Regions from separate parts of the Homo sapiens genome. Here regions 2, 3 and 4 are each linked to region 1. Evidence: chromatin loops called from intact Hi-C (ENCODE). Cell type or tissue: mammary epithelial cell. All regions are shown on one strand.

Region 1 (4,000 bases):
GTCTCATTTTTCTGCTAGGCTTCTAATATCACACACAGAAAGTTGGAACATTTGAAGTTTCCTTTCTCCCAAAATAAAAAGCTGATTTTATTCATCGTAATAAATCTATTTACAGCTCATTCATAGGTATTGGTCACTTAATTGAAAACACTAGTATGCATTAAATATTGTTATATAGCCAAATAATTTTTAATTGTCTCAGCTACCAACTTGAAAAATATTTCATTTTCTATAATCTGAGTTAATTTAAATTGCTTTTGTGCTTCGATTGATACAAGTTTAACTTTTTTTCTCATTAAGAAACATTTTACTGAAGTCACCTTTTGAAGAATGTTTCCTTTTCTGAGGTACTAAATCTGTTGGCACTTGACACTACAGTTAGTAGCAAACTTTTTTTTTTTTAGATGGATTTTTGCTCTTGTCACCCAGGCTGGAGTGCAATGGTGAAATCTCGGCTCACTGCAACCTCCGCCTCCCAGGTTCAAGCCATTTACCTGCCTCAGCGTCCCGAGTAGCTAGGATTACAGGCGTGCACCACCACGCCCTGCTAATTTTTATATTTTTTAGTAGAGATGGAGTTCCGCCATCTTTCCCAGGCTAGTCTTGAACTCCTGACCTCAGGTGATCCACTTGCCTTGGCGTCCCAAAGCGCTGGAATTACAGGGGTGAGCCACCATGCCTGGCCAGTAGCAAATTTTGAGAGAAGGAAATTAAATAAAAGTGCATTCATTTTCTTTTAAGCAAAATCTCTAATGAGCTAGTGTAGGCTACATGAAAAGCTGCTTCTTGGCATTCAAAATGTTTAGAGACCAATGTCCTTACACCATGGATGTGCAGTCAAATGAAAGCTTCCTAGTATTCAAGTAAGTGCCTGCAGTTCTAAGCCAAGCTCTTGCACTTACTGCTGGAAGAAAGGCGGATAGAAGAGGCTAATGTTACAAGCTGTTCTTCTCAAGGCTATTAACCTGTCTCCACCTTCTTCCTTGGACACAGAGCCTTTTGATGCAAAGCTGCAAGGAGCTGTGCATTCTTAAATAAACATTTTCCAGTTCAAAGAGCCAGTCCTATGCTTCAATTTAAAGTGAGATTGAAAGAGTTATTTGCTTTCTTGTCCCTTTAGCATAGACAAGCACAGCAAGAGCCCTCATGGGTTCCCTTGTTCAACAGTAACTTCTTTCCAAAGATGAATTAGCCAGGCATAGAGTTTGACTTTCTCAAAGCCACTAATGTAAGGTAATCCTTGGAATGAGACAGGATGACTCCACCGACTCAGGAGGAGTAAAATATTGTCCTTCTTAAGTGAGCACATTGAAATGGCCTACCTATGAACACAGAGCCCTCTAATAGCAAATACAGTAATGCATCAGTAAGCATTATGGGTCTGCAAGATAGCAGTGACTTACACAATAATAGCCCTGCACACTAGAGTGTCCAGAGCAAACAATGCCCTGAGGCACAAGTGCAGGTGGGATGAGGTATGCCAGGGCAGTAACCTACTTACCTGGGCCAATGATGGCAACTGAGAGAAAGAATGTGAGGTCTTCTTTCAGAGTCACTGAAACCTGTGACTCAAACTCTCTGACATACCAGAGGAGGGTGCGAGGTGCTAAAACAGGTCACAAGGCTTGAAGTAGCTGATGCAAACTGACTCAGGGAAGAGAAATGTGTTCAAAAACAGCATGGGGTAGATTGGAATGTCCCAGCCCTAATCTAAGAGACATGTGTCTTTGTAGGGATGACAGACTCTGCCTCAACACATTTTGAATTATCCAGAGCACTGATATTTGCAGACACACTTTGGTTCTGTAATAATGAATAAAGGCAAATTGGTCATTCAAGAGGTATTTGTTGAATATCTTTCATTTTATAGCATTGTTCAGGGACTTGTGAACGCCACAAACATGTGCAAGGACATAGTCTCTTCTCTCATGTTACTTAAAAGGTCTACTCTCTATTTTCAAAGATAATCAGTGGATAGATACATAGATAGATATTGGTAAGAATATTTTCAAAAAATTGCCTAGAATTCTAGAACTTGCCTAAGGTCTCTTGGCATCAATTGTCATAGTCCTCTGCTTTTCAAGGAGACGCTAGACAAATTTCTATGTACCATAGAAAAACTTTTCTGTGGGTAGGGAAGAGCCATCAATCAAGAACTAAATGTATAAAATAGCAAAATAGGGTTTTGAATGCTAGCTTCACCCCTGTGTTATTGTGGGCAGGTTTCTTAACCACTAGAGGCTCAGGTTGTGAGGTTTTTATCCTCAGAATAATATTTTTATAATTTCCTTCTAAGGGTTGGGTGAGGGTTCCATTTACGAATGACTGACCCATTGTAGACACTCTGTCAATGCTAGTTCTTTTCTTTATTCTTACATTTTAACCCACTGGATTCACATACAATGAGTTTACTTAAATCGGAGATCTGACAGTGCCAACTGTGAAATTCTGTGCAAGATGGTTAGACTTCTCTGGCAATATGGTACCAAAGGAATCCTAAAGCCATCCCCCTTCAAAGTATACAAAAATACTGGATAAAATGTTGAATGCTTTCTAAGAGCACGGCTTAAGGAAATGGTCAGAAACAAAGAAGCTGAGCAGGAGCACAAATCCAGATAGGTGACTGGTAAATCTGGCAGCAGCCTAAAGCTGTCTGGCTACTGTTGTAAACTAGAGCTTTGGATTTATTTTATTGGTGAACCGACAGGTTAGGTGACTTCACATAAAACTAGGGTCTTCGAAGATCAGCACCCTTAGGGAAAGGATGAACCAAAATATATTTTCCCACAAATACAAATGTCCAGAAAGTGTATCCAGTACAGGTATCAGTTTTGATTCTGGGAAAAGGGGAAAGAAGTATTCTTTGAGAATTTGTTACCCTCCTTCACACAGGTTTGTAGTCCAATTCACAGTATGCATTGTGGTCTGAAAAACATCAAGCCAAGATTTCACATTCTGGTGCCAGATTGGTGGTGGTTCCTGGTAACTGGCAGAAGTAAATGCAAATCTTCTCAAGAGTAAGGCTCCTTCAATTCAGGTTTCAAAGAAAGGCCAAAAATTCATGAATTAAAGAAAAATCATAGAATACATAAGTGAACAAAGTACCACGAGTGAGAGTCTGCAGAAACAACACCCAGCAGATCAAAACCAGAGCATAACAGATACTGAAATTATTAGATAAACATATACAATAAATGTATTTAATAGGTTTTTAAAAAGAAGATGAAAGGGTTGACTTGAAAACATGAGAAAGGAAAAAGAGAGTGTAAAAATGATGAGTCAGATTTGAAAAAGCAATATATTTATCCTCTAGGAATAAATCTATAATATATACAATTTGAAATTCAGTGCAGATATTAAAGACAGATTAGACGCAACTGGAAGGGAAATCATGAAATGCAAGCTAACCTTATGAAATGATCCTGAATGCAGTACAGAGTGACAAAAGAGGAAACAATAAAAGGAAGGTTGAAAATGTACATACAGTGAAAAGGTATAACACACATTCAGTCAGACTTGTGGAAAGTGATCATTGGAAAGACACAATAAAGAGAATAGGGAAAGCAAAAATACGGAAGAGGTGATGGTGGAGAATTCTCTTGAGTTGATGAAACCTACGAATCCTCAGATTTGGGAACTTCAATGAATCACAATGAATCTAGAAATCTACCCTAGATTTTTCAAAACAGCTGACCACCAAAGATAAACATGACCATCTGAAAAGTAGCCAGAGAGAAAAGCTATATAGCCTAAAAGGAGCCACAGTTCAGCAGGCAATTGATGCCTTCACAGGGGCAGCAGGAGCTAAAATGCAGTGCAATCAAGCCATACAAAAGAATGAAATCATGCCCTTTGCAGGGGCATGGATTAAGCTGGAAGCCATCATCCTCAGCAAACTAACACAGGAACAGAAAACCAAACACTGCATGTTCTCACTCATTAAGTGGGAGTTGAACAATGAGAAGACATGGACACAGGGAGGGGAACAACACACACTGGG
Region 2 (4,000 bases), 160 kb after region 1:
AAATTATAAATTGCATTGTATAATTATATATTATACTTAATTATATAATTTATATAATTATATTAACTATTAATATAAAAATTGTGCTTTTAATATATGGATTACATATCAATATAGCATACTGATATAAAAATTAATCCCTCAATTTAATTCCATTCATTTATCACCCACAATCATTTATTGAGCACCTGAAAGCCTGAGTTGAGTACCTCCATGCACTTATGGAGCACTCAGTCCCTTCCTGGCACCATTCTGTATACTGAGGACATGGAGATGAAAATGCACAGCCCCCCACCCCCTGTGCTCTCACAGTGGCTCGCAGCCCGTTGCACAAACTGAAGCATAAATAAGTCATTACAAGGTGAGGGGAGCCACAACAGAGGTGTAGGCAGAACAAGACACAGCATAAACAAGGGCCTACAAACTCCACCAAGAAGTGATGGATGACATTCTCAAGCATGACAATGAGTGCGATATTTGGCGAGGGTGGGTACTCTGGGTGAGCAGAGATAACTTGGAAAAAAGTATCTGAGTCAACGGCACAACAATTTACAAAGGGGTCCTCCAGGAAGTATGCTATGCAAAGTATGGAACAAATGAAGAAAGATGTTGCCTCCAGGGGACTTTCTAGCTCCTATTTTTAAAAGGATGTGTGTTTTTAACTCCTTGAGATTAGCAGCATATGAAATGCACACCAATTACCCATACTTTTGATTGATTGCCTTTAATCCTCCACTCCTCTTATATGTGGTTACAAATCCTGCAAAATTTTGATGAAATCTCCTAAAATGATAAAGCAGTGATGCCAACAGATACATAGCCTAATGATATGCAGAAGCAGAAGATAACATAGAATTAGTGAACACAGAAATGGAAAAGTCTCAATCTCACTATTAATTAAAAGTATGCATTTAAAAAAACAGTAACTTTCTGTTTATTGTATTATCACATATTTTGCACAGTGATCATGTCTAATCCTGGGAAGCATCGAGTGAATCTATATATTTACATGTGGCAATTGTACTATATGTCTTTAGACCATTGACCTCAAAAGAAAGGAAAAAAGAAAACCTCTATGCACAAAGATGTTCACGTCAGTATTATTTATGAAATTAATAACAAAAATAGAGAAGCAAATGAAACTTCCAAAATTAATAAGAGTGTTAAATCACTGTACATTTTTAGATGAGTCATGGTATTATTCTTAATATTAACATTTATAATTATTAAAGCTCCTGTCACATGGAAACACTTTCAACATAATGATTATCAAAAAGTGTTAGAAAATGACATGTATACTATGGTTTCAACTGTATAAGATATTTATTTACATAGACGAGAATCAGAAGGAAATATCAAAATAACAGTTAATATTACATAAACACTTTTTTGTTATCTTGAATACTCAGACTTTCTGCTAATACTTTTTAAGCAGTCCTAATAAGACTAGAATTTGGATCATTTAATAAACCCCATAGTAAGGAAACAATATGCGTAGCACTTCTACAAAAGTCTTAGACACACACGCACACCTTCATGTTAAGGTGAAAAATGTACAAGCATATGAAATTAAGAAAAAATTGCCTCATATGGATGGGAGTGAAGATTCATTCCAAATTTTGCCTTGAGTAGATTTGCAAGTTGTCATTACAGTGCCTTCTCTTATTTATCAGTCTGAGCACAATGGCAGAACTCGGTCATCTAAATTATCCATTTACCTTGTATATGGAATTAAGAGCTCTGTGTTAGGGAGCTCCAAATGTCAAGAGGCAGAGTCATGCCGGGGATTGATTCTGTAGATTAGAACATCTCCACCAAGGCATTTGGCCTGTGAGATGTCTAAGTAGATTAATTGAAGTAGAAATGCATTATTTATTATTTAACACTTAGTGAAAGCAGTCAGCAAGCTAGGTTTAATAATGATTTCTTTTAGACACTCACCGATGCATAAGAATTAGGTAAACATGACCCAATCATTACTTGAGAGGTTTATCAGGTTTCAAATCAGAACTTCTTTTTTTTTAAAGAGGCAATTAGCATTGTGATATTCCTCTTGCCTATTAGAAAAGATAAGTTTTATGATATCTATGGGATCTCTAAGAATTAGGCCTATTTAGACAAGGAATGAGAGAGGACTTTTACACTGTTGACAGAGGTCCATTCAGTCAGGGCTATGTTTCTGATCCCTGTAGATAAGTCTAGAAGACAGGAACACACTAACTGGCCTCAACATTCCTAATGGTGACTACTAATTATTTCAGAATTGGAGGAAGACTTGCCTTCCTGTTACAGCTGCCTGGATTGCTGGAGTCTGATTCATACCTAGCCATGTAAGGGAAAGCTCATCTTCTGCCTGGACAGTGTCTTGGCACTCCTGGATGCCTGGCCCCTTGGTGTGTGCTCCCCATAATGCATAAGTTGCGTCATATTTCTGGAGTCACTTCACCCAGCACAGACTGATCTGAATCTTCTTCTTTTTCAGTGAAGTCAGCCTTTGACCAGAGAATCCCTAAGCCATGGATTCTTTCTGGCTTTGGAAGATGGGACAGAAGATGTAGATGGTTAACCATCCCCCAAGGATGGAGGATCTCACTACCCTTCACACCCAGGGATGACCTCATCATTAGCTCTAATATGAAGTCTAATGCTTCCAGTTGCATAAGTTGGGGCAAAGTACTTACTCTCTCTAGGGTTCACATTTTTCATGGTAAATGATGTCTATGATAGAGGGGTTACTGCTGGGACTAAAGACAGAAAACAGGCCAACGGCATTCTCCAGTGGCTTACAGACAAGCAGTGCCTGATGTATTTTGGGTCCTCCATATCACTTTTTAAAAAAATTATGGTAAGAACACTTAACATGAGATCTGCCCACTTAAGAAATGTCTAAGTGTACAACACAGTATTGTTATCTATAGGTACAACGTTGTACCGCAGATCTATAGAACTTGCTCGTCTTGCCTAACTGCAACTTTATGCCCTTTGAATAGCAACACATCAATTTCCTCCCACTCTCAACCCCCGGCAACCACCTTTCTACTCTCGCTCCTGTGAGTTTGACTATTTTAGATGCCTCATGCTACATTTGTCTTTCTGTAACTGGCTTATTTCACTAAACACAGTGTCATCCAGGTTCATCCATTCTGCTGCATATTTCATGGTTTCCTTTTTTGTTCAGGCTGAATAATATTCTATTGTATGAATATACCATATTTTCTTTATCCATTTTTTTTTTTTTTTTTGTGAGATAGAGCCTCACTCTGTCAACCCAGGCTGGAGAGTAGTGGTATGATCTCGGCTCACTGAAACCTCTGCCTACTGGGTTCAAGCAATTCTCCTGCCTCAGCCTCCTAAGTAGCTGAAACTACAAGTGCACACCACCACATCCAGCTAATCTTTGTATTTTTAGTAGAGATGAGGTTTCACCATGTTGGCCAGGCTAGTCTCAAACTCCTGACCTCAGGTGATCCACCCATCTCGACCTCCCAAAGTTCTGGAATTACAGGCATGAGCCACCACGCCCGGCTTCCTTCCACTCTTTCAGCAATGGACATTTAGGTTATCTCTATACCTTGGCTATTGTGAGTAGTGATGCAATGAACACGGGAGAGCAAATATCTCTCTGAGGTCTTGATTTTGATGATTTTGGATAAATACCCAGAAGTGGGATTGCTTCCACTGGTAGTTCTATTTTTAATTTTTTTCGTTGTCCTCCACAGATTTCTCTAACACATGCTTCTAACTTCAAATTTCTTTACTCATAGCACGGATTCCAGTACCGATCCACTCTCAATGCTGCCCATTTCTGTATTTTTCTGACAATTTCCAAGTATTTTATGAATAAGTATCTCTTTTCTTGGCTAATGGATAGAACTGAAATTGCTTTATAACTACCAGTGGTGACTGTGATGGGAAGGATGACAGCTGATGCTAAAAAATTAACACTGAACTTCAGAGTGGTAGCAAAAAAATGAGGGTTATTTCAGAAACCACAATTTAT
Region 3 (4,000 bases), 130 kb before region 1:
ATAGTCTGGATTTCTTAAAATGAAACTTCGGAAGTTTCGTGTCATCATCGGCATGCATAAATGACGTACATTTTTCCAGGCTGTTAGTCTTTTCCTTTTAATGACTCCATGTCCAAGTAACAATCATTCTCTTCTTAGAAACTCTTCTCATTTGCACTAAAGTGATTCTATTCAAGAGAGCTTTGCCAATATATTTTAATATAACCCTTACACTTAATATCTAACTAGTATGTATCTGTCTGTTTACCTGCTTATTCATCCATCTCATGTCTCAAATTTCAAATACATCTCCTATATATATATGTGTGTGTGTGTGTGTATATATATATATATATAAAATACACATATGTACATATTCACACCTCATATTTTAATTTCATAGTTTCTTGAATGGATTAATGGATTCAGTTATTTTTGCCTTTCATTAATTTTTCTGGAAACTAGCTTTGTTTTGTTCTCCAGATTCCTTTTCTTTGACTTTGATATAAATCTAGAGAAAAGTTACCAGTGACTTATTAAATATTGACATCCCCCACCTACATTGATTCCTATACTTTTCTTTCTTCCCGCTAATTTTTGAGGGATAATGATAATGCCTGCCATTTTTTAGTATTAGTATGTGCCAGAATGTAGGCTAATGTCATCACAAAGTTATCTCTTTCAATTCTCCTAACAACCCTTAGAGGCAGATATTATTTTTCTCATTTTACAGTTTGGGAAGCTGAGACTTAGAGAAATTCAGATACTTGCTCAGGGTCACATAGATAAAGTTAGAACCACGATTTGAATCCAGATTTATCTTGTGAGATCATAATATCCTGCCTTCCTGTCTTCTTATGTATACTGACTCACACAAAGGAATTTATTTGGTCATTCATCCAGTCGTCTCAGAAATTCCTCAGTCATCTTCTGTATTGCATAGTTTAGCTAAGCTATATTAGATGAAGGGCCAATAAAAATAAATAAGACATGTTCATGTTCGCAAGGAGCTTTTCTGAGCAAGAATCTGAGCCTTGTTTAATTTTATCAATAAAATGGGATTCTATATATTTCTTGCAATCTTTAATGTATGAATCAGGATAAGCTGTGTTATGATGCAGTAACAAGCAACCTCATGATTTCAATGATTTAAAACAAGGTTAATTTATTGCCCATGCTATTTATCTCCTGAGGCTTAGGAAGGAATTCTGTTCCATGTTGTTCTCATTTTCACCCTAAAATGCAGGACAGTTTAGACCAGTAATGGTCACAGTGGCAGAAGAAAATAACTCTGGGGGTCTCAATGGGGGGCTGATATAGTTTGGATTTGTGTCCCCACCCAAATCTCATGTTGAAATGTAATCCCCAATGCTAGAGGTGGGGGCTGGGTGGGAGGTGATTGGGTCATGGGGGTGGTTTCTCATGAGTGGTTTAGTACCAGTACTATTGTTGCGAGTGAGTTCTCATGAGCTCTGGGTTGTTTAAAAGTGTGTAGTACCTCCCCCCTCTATCTTTCTCCTGCTCTGGCTGTAAGACACACCTGCTGCCCCTCTGCCTTTCACCAAGATTGTAAGTTTCCTGAGGCCTCCCCAGAAGCAGAAGCTGTTATGCTTCCTGTACAGCTTGCAGAACCATGAGCCAATTAAACCTCTTTTCTTTATCAATTACCAAGTCTCAGGTATTTCTTTATAGCAATGAGATAACTGCTAATACAGGCACTTTACTTATACTCACAATGCATTGGCCAGAGCAAGTTGTATCCCACCACAGAGGAGCCAGGATGGGGAATCCTCTAGAAGGTGGAAGTGCCAGAAGAAGGAAGAACCAGAATATCTGGAAACCAGCACTAAGGACTACCATATATATGATAATTTAAGAATTTATAGTCCAATATATGGAAAAACTTTAAAAACAGAAAACATTTTGTGCCTGAAATATTATCAGTGGCATGAAATTCTATGGGGAAATTTGATAATTCTGAGATTTTTTTTCACATTCCTTCTTTCAGGCTATGTTAAAGGGGCAAAAAAGGATATTTACTAGAAAGGTTATTATGAGTCCTTTATTTTTTGCTTTTTCAATCTATCAGACACTGCTTCAGCTAACAGCTCTGAAGGACCAGCCAGAGGTGGACAAAACCTGCTATCAATAACAAAACGAAAAGCTGAGTAGAGTATGCACACATACACACACACACACACACACACACACACACACAATCTGAGTAAAGACTCACTAAAATGGACTAGATTTGAGGGTTCAGTATCTTAAAGAGAAAGCCTGCTCATTGAGGGAAAGAGAAACCTGCCATTCTATGCTGATTTTCCCCTAAGGCTTTTTCCTGTCCATATCCTGGGCAAAGAGGCTGAGCAAGTGAGTCAGGAATAACTCAGTGGCAAAGAGGAAGAGACTCTGAGCAGAGCTTTTGTGAGTCTCGTGGCCCCAGGGAGACAAAAATTGATGTTCAGCCCTGCTAAGGCAACCAGGACTTGAGGGGCCAAAATTCCAAAGGAAAGGGAAGCAGAGAGAAATGAGACCAACACCCTGAGCTGCTTTTCTCGTAAAGTTTTTGGTTGATTATTAAATTGTTCCTGCTGAAAGGTAGATAAACTGAGTAGAAATCAGTTGCTAAGAGGCCAAAAACTTGATGCAGAATTCTTGGATATCTCATGATACTGCAGTGAAAAAAATGTGGTTCAAAGCCTGCCAAAGGAGAAGAGCCTAGTTATTAACCCAGCTGAAACCCGTGAAGTACAGTCAGACCTCCCTAATGGTGGGTTCTGCGTCTATGGATTAAACCAATTTAGGACTGAAAATACTCAGGGGAGAAAAAAAGGTGGTTGTTTGTATTGCATATGTACTGACCTTTTTTTCTTGTCATTATTTCCTAAACAATAGGCTATAACAACTAACTACATAGCATTTACATTGCATTAGAATTTATAAGTAATCTAGAGATGATTATATATATAAGAGGATATGTGTGGGTTATATGAAAACACTATACCATTTTACAAAAGGGACCTGAGCATCTGTGGATTTTGGTATTTGCTTGGGGCCCTAGAACCAATTCTCCGTGGTTACTAAGGGCTGATTGTACTATATTTCAGGAATAAGGGCAAGCCAGAAATTAGATAAAGCCTTGTAAGACTAAAATCCAATTTGAAACCAGCTCAATTTCTGATTGGATTAAGGGATCTGCCTCAAGAAGACAAAGAAAATCCTTTTTGAAATTACATAAAATAATTCAGAAATTTTACATGATTTTTCATAGTGTTTAGGATTTAATAAACAGTACCAGGCATATCAACAAACAAAACCAAGAAAGAAGAAAAAAAATGAAAATTACAATATCTGATTTAACCGTGTCACATATGTGATTACTAGGGGATCACACAGCTGGAGAGCAGATTTGTTGTTTAGAATGTAGGCCAGTAAAAAATTTTCAAGCTGAGGCAGAGAGGAAAGACTTCTATGCAACAAACTATGAAATGCTTTTGTGGGAAAGTAAAAAGAACATAAAAAAGAAAAATAAACACAAGAAAATAAATAAATAATTTCCATGAATTAGAATATTACAAAAATAGTAACTTTCCCTAAATTGAACTTTTGATTCAATGAAGTCTAAATGAGAATCACTACAAGTTTGTATTTTTGTGTGTGGAAATTGAGTAGCTGATATTTAAAAATGTAGGCAGAAATGCAGAGGATCAATAAGAGCCTTGTTTATCTCCAAGAACAAAGTCGGAGGATTTAAATGACCAGATTTGAAGCTGTGATATCAGTACAAAGGTACTGGGTAAGTTAGTATAACTGCTTTTGGGAAAATAGATCAATGGCAAGAAAGAAAAAAAAGATAAGAGAAAAAAAGAGAAACAAAAACATCCAGTGGGAAAAGAATGATTTTTAAATATTCATAAGGACAGCCACATTGAAAAAAAATGAATTTCAACCCTAGCTCACTCCATACACAAAAATTAAATGTAGATGGGTTGTAGATCTACATGTGAAAGGTTAAATT
Region 4 (4,000 bases), 410 kb before region 1:
ATCCTTCAAATTCAAAGAAATAAGGATATTTTCTGACAAACAAAACTGGAATAATTCATTGCCAGCTGACCTGCCCTATGAGAAATGTCAAAAAGAACTGCATAAAAAAGGAAGAGCATTAGAAAAGTACTATATTAAGGTAAAATTAAGTTTTATTTTTCTTAACTGATCTGAAAGATAACTGTTTACAATAATAGTAACAAAGTATTGAGTGATTATAGCATGTGGATAAATGAAATAAAAGGCAGTAATGATATAAACAGGAAGGAAGAAGTGGTAGTTATTTGATGCTAGATGTAGATTAGTTATACATGTACTTTTCAAACTTTAGGGCAGTAACTAAAAACATTTTTAAAAAGAATGATTAATATGCTAACAGAGGAGATAAAATGGAATCATATAAAATGTTCAGTTAAACCTATAAAAGGTAGAAAAAGAGGTGTGGGGGGAAGAATCAGGTGCAACAAATATAAAAGTTATAAATATGATTGATACTACTGCAGTTATATTAATACTTAGGTTAAATATGAATACTCTAAATGCACCAATTTAAAGACAGAGATTGGCAGTGTGGATTAAAGACAAGACCCAACTACATATTGTCTACAAGGGACCTATTTTAAATAAAAATATTTATACAGATTACAAGTAAAGGGATGGAAAAAGGTACACCATGCTAACACTGATTGAAAGAAAGCCAGAGCAGCGATGTTAATTTTATACAAAGCTGACTTCAGAGGAAGGACAATTTTCAGGGATAAAGAAGGGAATTACATGATGATAATGTGGGTGAATTCTCTAAGAAGACAGCATCTTTAATATATGTCCACCTAAAAACTGAGTGTCAAAAAACATGAGGCAAAAACTGATAGAACTACACGGAGAAATAGGTAAATACGCTATTACAATTGGAGACTTCAACAACCCTCTTTCAGTAATTGATACATCAAGCAGGCAGAAAATTAAGACACAGTTGACCTAAACGGCACTACCAGTCAACTTGATCTAATTAACATTTATGGAATACTCTAACAACAGCAGAATACACATTCTTCAGCTCACATGGAAGATTCACCAAGATAAGCCATATTCTGGGCCACAAAACACACTTTAAGATCCTTAAAAGTATAGAAAGCATACAAAGTATTTTCTCAGACCACATGGATTTAAATTAAAAAGCCAATAATAGATAACTGGAAAATCTCCAAATATTTGGAGATTAAACAACATACTTCTACATTAGACATGAGTCAAATAAAAAGTCTCAAGAGAAATTAAAAAATGTTTTGAACTAAATGAAAATACAACTTATTACAATTTTTGGATGCAGATAGAACAGTACTTAGAGGGAAATTTATAGCATTGAATACATATATTAGAAAAGAAAGATCCAGAATCAGTCACTGAAGCTTCCACCTCAGGAGACTGGAGAAAATAGCAATACAGACCTCAAGCAAGCAGAAGAGAAGAAATAATAAAAATTAGACTAGGAACCAGTGAAATTAAGTACAGGAAAATAATAGACAAAATCAATAGAACAAAATATCTTGTTCTTTGAAAAGTTCAAAACATCCCTCTTTGTCCTCGTGCTCCCCACAGGCGCTGGGAGAAGATGGATAGAGACCCCTCCCGGCCCTCCTCTGACTGTCCACTCTAGGGTCTTTTAAACACCCACCCTCAGAAGCTGGGTTTCCAACAGCACCCCTTGAGCGGTGGCACCCTTCATCCTGGGCTTGGAGAAGGTTATAGTTAGAAAGCCCCTTCCTTGATTGTGTGGCTGACATCTTTAAAACGCCAGGTCTTTCAGTCATCTCTCAGAGCTATTTAAAAATAAAAGTCACATAGACCACAGGGTTCTACCATCTATTTTTGAAAAAGGCAAATCAGCTTGGTGAACATATAAACCCTAGGGGCAGCCCTGGTTATTTCCCTGGAGGAATTTTTTCCCTCCTTCATCCTGGAGGAAGGTAGGGACGTTCCCAGGGTTCCCTCCAGATTCACCTCAGTCATGGGGAGCTGGTGTAATGCCCTCTTGGAGACCTCAGAACACACAACAGGATGTGACTCAGGACTCAGAGATGTGAGTCAGTTTCCAGGGTGATGTGTTAGGGCGAGCCCCAGTGGTGGTTTGCATCTCACTGTCTGGGACCCCTGGGAAGAAAGGCCTAGGCTCCCCTTGCAGACAAAGGGGGTGACCCCAGATGCTTCCCAGCATCACATCTGTCAGAGGTGTGTGATGTCAGGGGCCTTTCAGAGTCCCTGGGGGTGGGTGACTCTGCTCTGAAAGGGACATTTCCCTGAAAGTTCCACTGTCTTTGAGAAGCAGTGTTTCCTCTGGCCTCTGCAGCAGGGAGCAAAGCTCCGGCACAGCACAAGTAAGAAGAGCAGTCACCTATTCCTACTACAGGTACCCCCAGGTAGCAGACACCGGCTCAGCACACTGTTGCTATATCATTGAAATCCCATGATAACATGAGTCAGTCAGCACCAGCTCTGGATCCTGGAAAAAAGGGAGGTTGTGAAACAGCTCCAGGATTTGCCAACCGTTCGTCTCTGGCCGGCTGCAGACATCTTGGTTAGTCATGTGTAGCTCAGATGCATTCGTTGTTCCAGCAATTACTTTGAAGAGAAGCAGACAGACCAAGCCGGGGCAGAACCCTGCCTGGGTATGCTGTTTTAAAGGCCTCAGGTTTTGAGGGATCCCATCCTCACTGCCGACCTGCCAGCCTGGGAGGTGGCAGGCTGCCTGCGGGAAGGAAGAAGGGAGCCCTGTGTCCGCCTCTCCACCACTCCCTGCTTCCGGGACCCGTATTCATCACCTCGCCGGGGAAGCTTTGTGGCTTTGTGGTCAGGGCCCTGTGAATCAAGAATGCTGGTTCCTCACATCAGGCCGCCCCCAACCCTGCTGGTTCACCCTGGAGTCCTTTTCTTTTCAAACCTCTGTTTCCTCACCTCTAAAAATGGGGGTAACCAGGCTCACTTGCCTCACAGGTGTGAGAGTTAATTAATGTTTGTGGGGCAGCTTTGAGATCCACAGATGAAAGGTGCTCTATAAACGCAAAATGCAATTCCTCATTAGCACTGTCAGACGGTTCCCAGGGGAAACAGTTCACCCTGCACCACGAGGCTGCTACCCTCAGCCAGATGAGTCTGAGACACGTCTGGGAAAGGGCTACGTATTTAGGCAGAGTGCTTTTGGAGGGAGGGTTCAAGGATAGGTCACTAGCTTCCAGAAAAGATGGGTGTTTTTAGAACATGTCTCATTCTCAGTTGGCATCGTGTCCCTGAGGCAGAGGGAGAGTGGCCTTCAGTGCACACAGCTGGAGGGACCATAGTTCAGAGGGAACAGAAGGCACCTTCTGGTTTCTGCTGCCTCCTCCCTTGCAGACAGATTCTTTCTCTGTACTTTGTTAAATAAACATTTGTTGCAGACATCTTTTCCATAAGGATCTTCTGCACTGTGCACTTTCTGCACCTCTGCCCCCCGTATACAACTTTCCAGGCCTGAAGGAGCTCTACAGACAGGTTGGGTACATTCCTGCAACACCAGCACATCATGGATGTTTAGATTCTTCTATGGCCACCCTATTTATTTCCTTCCACTCCTCCATGTCCTTCTTCTCCAGGAGGGTAAAGACAACTTTCTGCTCCCTTCTACTCCTCTGGCACCTTTGCCCCGCTTAGTTCCTTGAAAAACATGAGCCAGAAATATTGTGTTGAGGGCTGGGATATCTCAAGCAGCCTCCATCCTGAGACTGGACCCTTGGTGGAGAATGAGGATACTCACTCCAGTAAAACAAATCACTGACACCTCAAGTGGGAGCTGGGAAGCTTCAAGCAGAAGAGGCACAGCATCTCCCAGGACTGCACACAGCTAAAGAAACAGAATTTTCTGAAGAACACTCCATTGAGGTGGCACCTGATATCAAGAGGATTGTGCACGCTTGATAGTCTATGCTTGGAAGGCCTGGGTTGGGAGACTGTCATCTCCAACCTGCAG

What was found. A loop is a pair of places that touch in the nucleus more often than their neighbours do. Peaks named below come from ENCODE experiments on the same cell type or tissue, not always from the same donor. Only the 100,000 strongest peaks of a DNase experiment are listed, where the experiment ranks them.
Region 2: a loop joins it to region 1, with 4 times the contacts of the local background. A loop is called at or near these places in 4 of 110 quality-filtered maps.
Region 3: a loop joins it to region 1, with 2.4 times the contacts of the local background. A loop is called at or near these places in 2 of 110 quality-filtered maps.
Region 4: a loop joins it to region 1, with 12 times the contacts of the local background. A loop is called at or near these places in 3 of 110 quality-filtered maps.

Annotation. Positions count from the first base shown.
Region 1 is chr21:35,216,221-35,220,220 of GRCh38, forward strand. All of the region lies in intron 1 of LOC124905015 (a long non-coding RNA gene), which reads right to left. Among named protein-coding and RNA genes, the nearest start is that of RUNX1, 170 kb to the left of the region's middle. RefSeq lists an enhancer at 882-2,081. In mammary epithelial cell, no CTCF peak of the experiment used is centred here; a DNase peak (open chromatin) is centred at 1,551; H3K27ac peaks cover 2,922 bases.
Region 2 is chr21:35,372,998-35,376,997 of GRCh38, forward strand. All of the region lies in intron 2 of LOC100506403 (a long non-coding RNA gene), which reads right to left. Among named protein-coding and RNA genes, the nearest start is that of RUNX1, 330 kb to the left of the region's middle. In mammary epithelial cell, no CTCF peak of the experiment used is centred here; a DNase peak (open chromatin) is centred at 2,324; H3K27ac peaks cover 1,608 bases.
Region 3 is chr21:35,084,229-35,088,228 of GRCh38, forward strand. No RefSeq gene overlaps it. Among named protein-coding and RNA genes, the nearest start is that of RUNX1, 37 kb to the left of the region's middle. In mammary epithelial cell, no CTCF peak of the experiment used is centred here; DNase peaks (open chromatin) are centred at 873 and 2,353; H3K27ac peaks cover 2,889 bases.
Region 4 is chr21:34,805,627-34,809,626 of GRCh38, forward strand. The region is part of intron 7 of RUNX1 (RUNX family transcription factor 1); the gene reads right to left. Among named protein-coding and RNA genes, the nearest start is that of RUNX1-AS1, 29 kb to the right of the region's middle. RefSeq lists enhancers at 1,644-2,843, 2,357-2,426, 2,705-3,215, 2,730-3,229, 3,043-3,111 and a cis regulatory region at 3,063. In mammary epithelial cell, a CTCF peak has its summit at 2,126; DNase peaks (open chromatin) are centred at 2,065, 2,655 and 3,085; H3K27ac peaks cover 3,656 bases.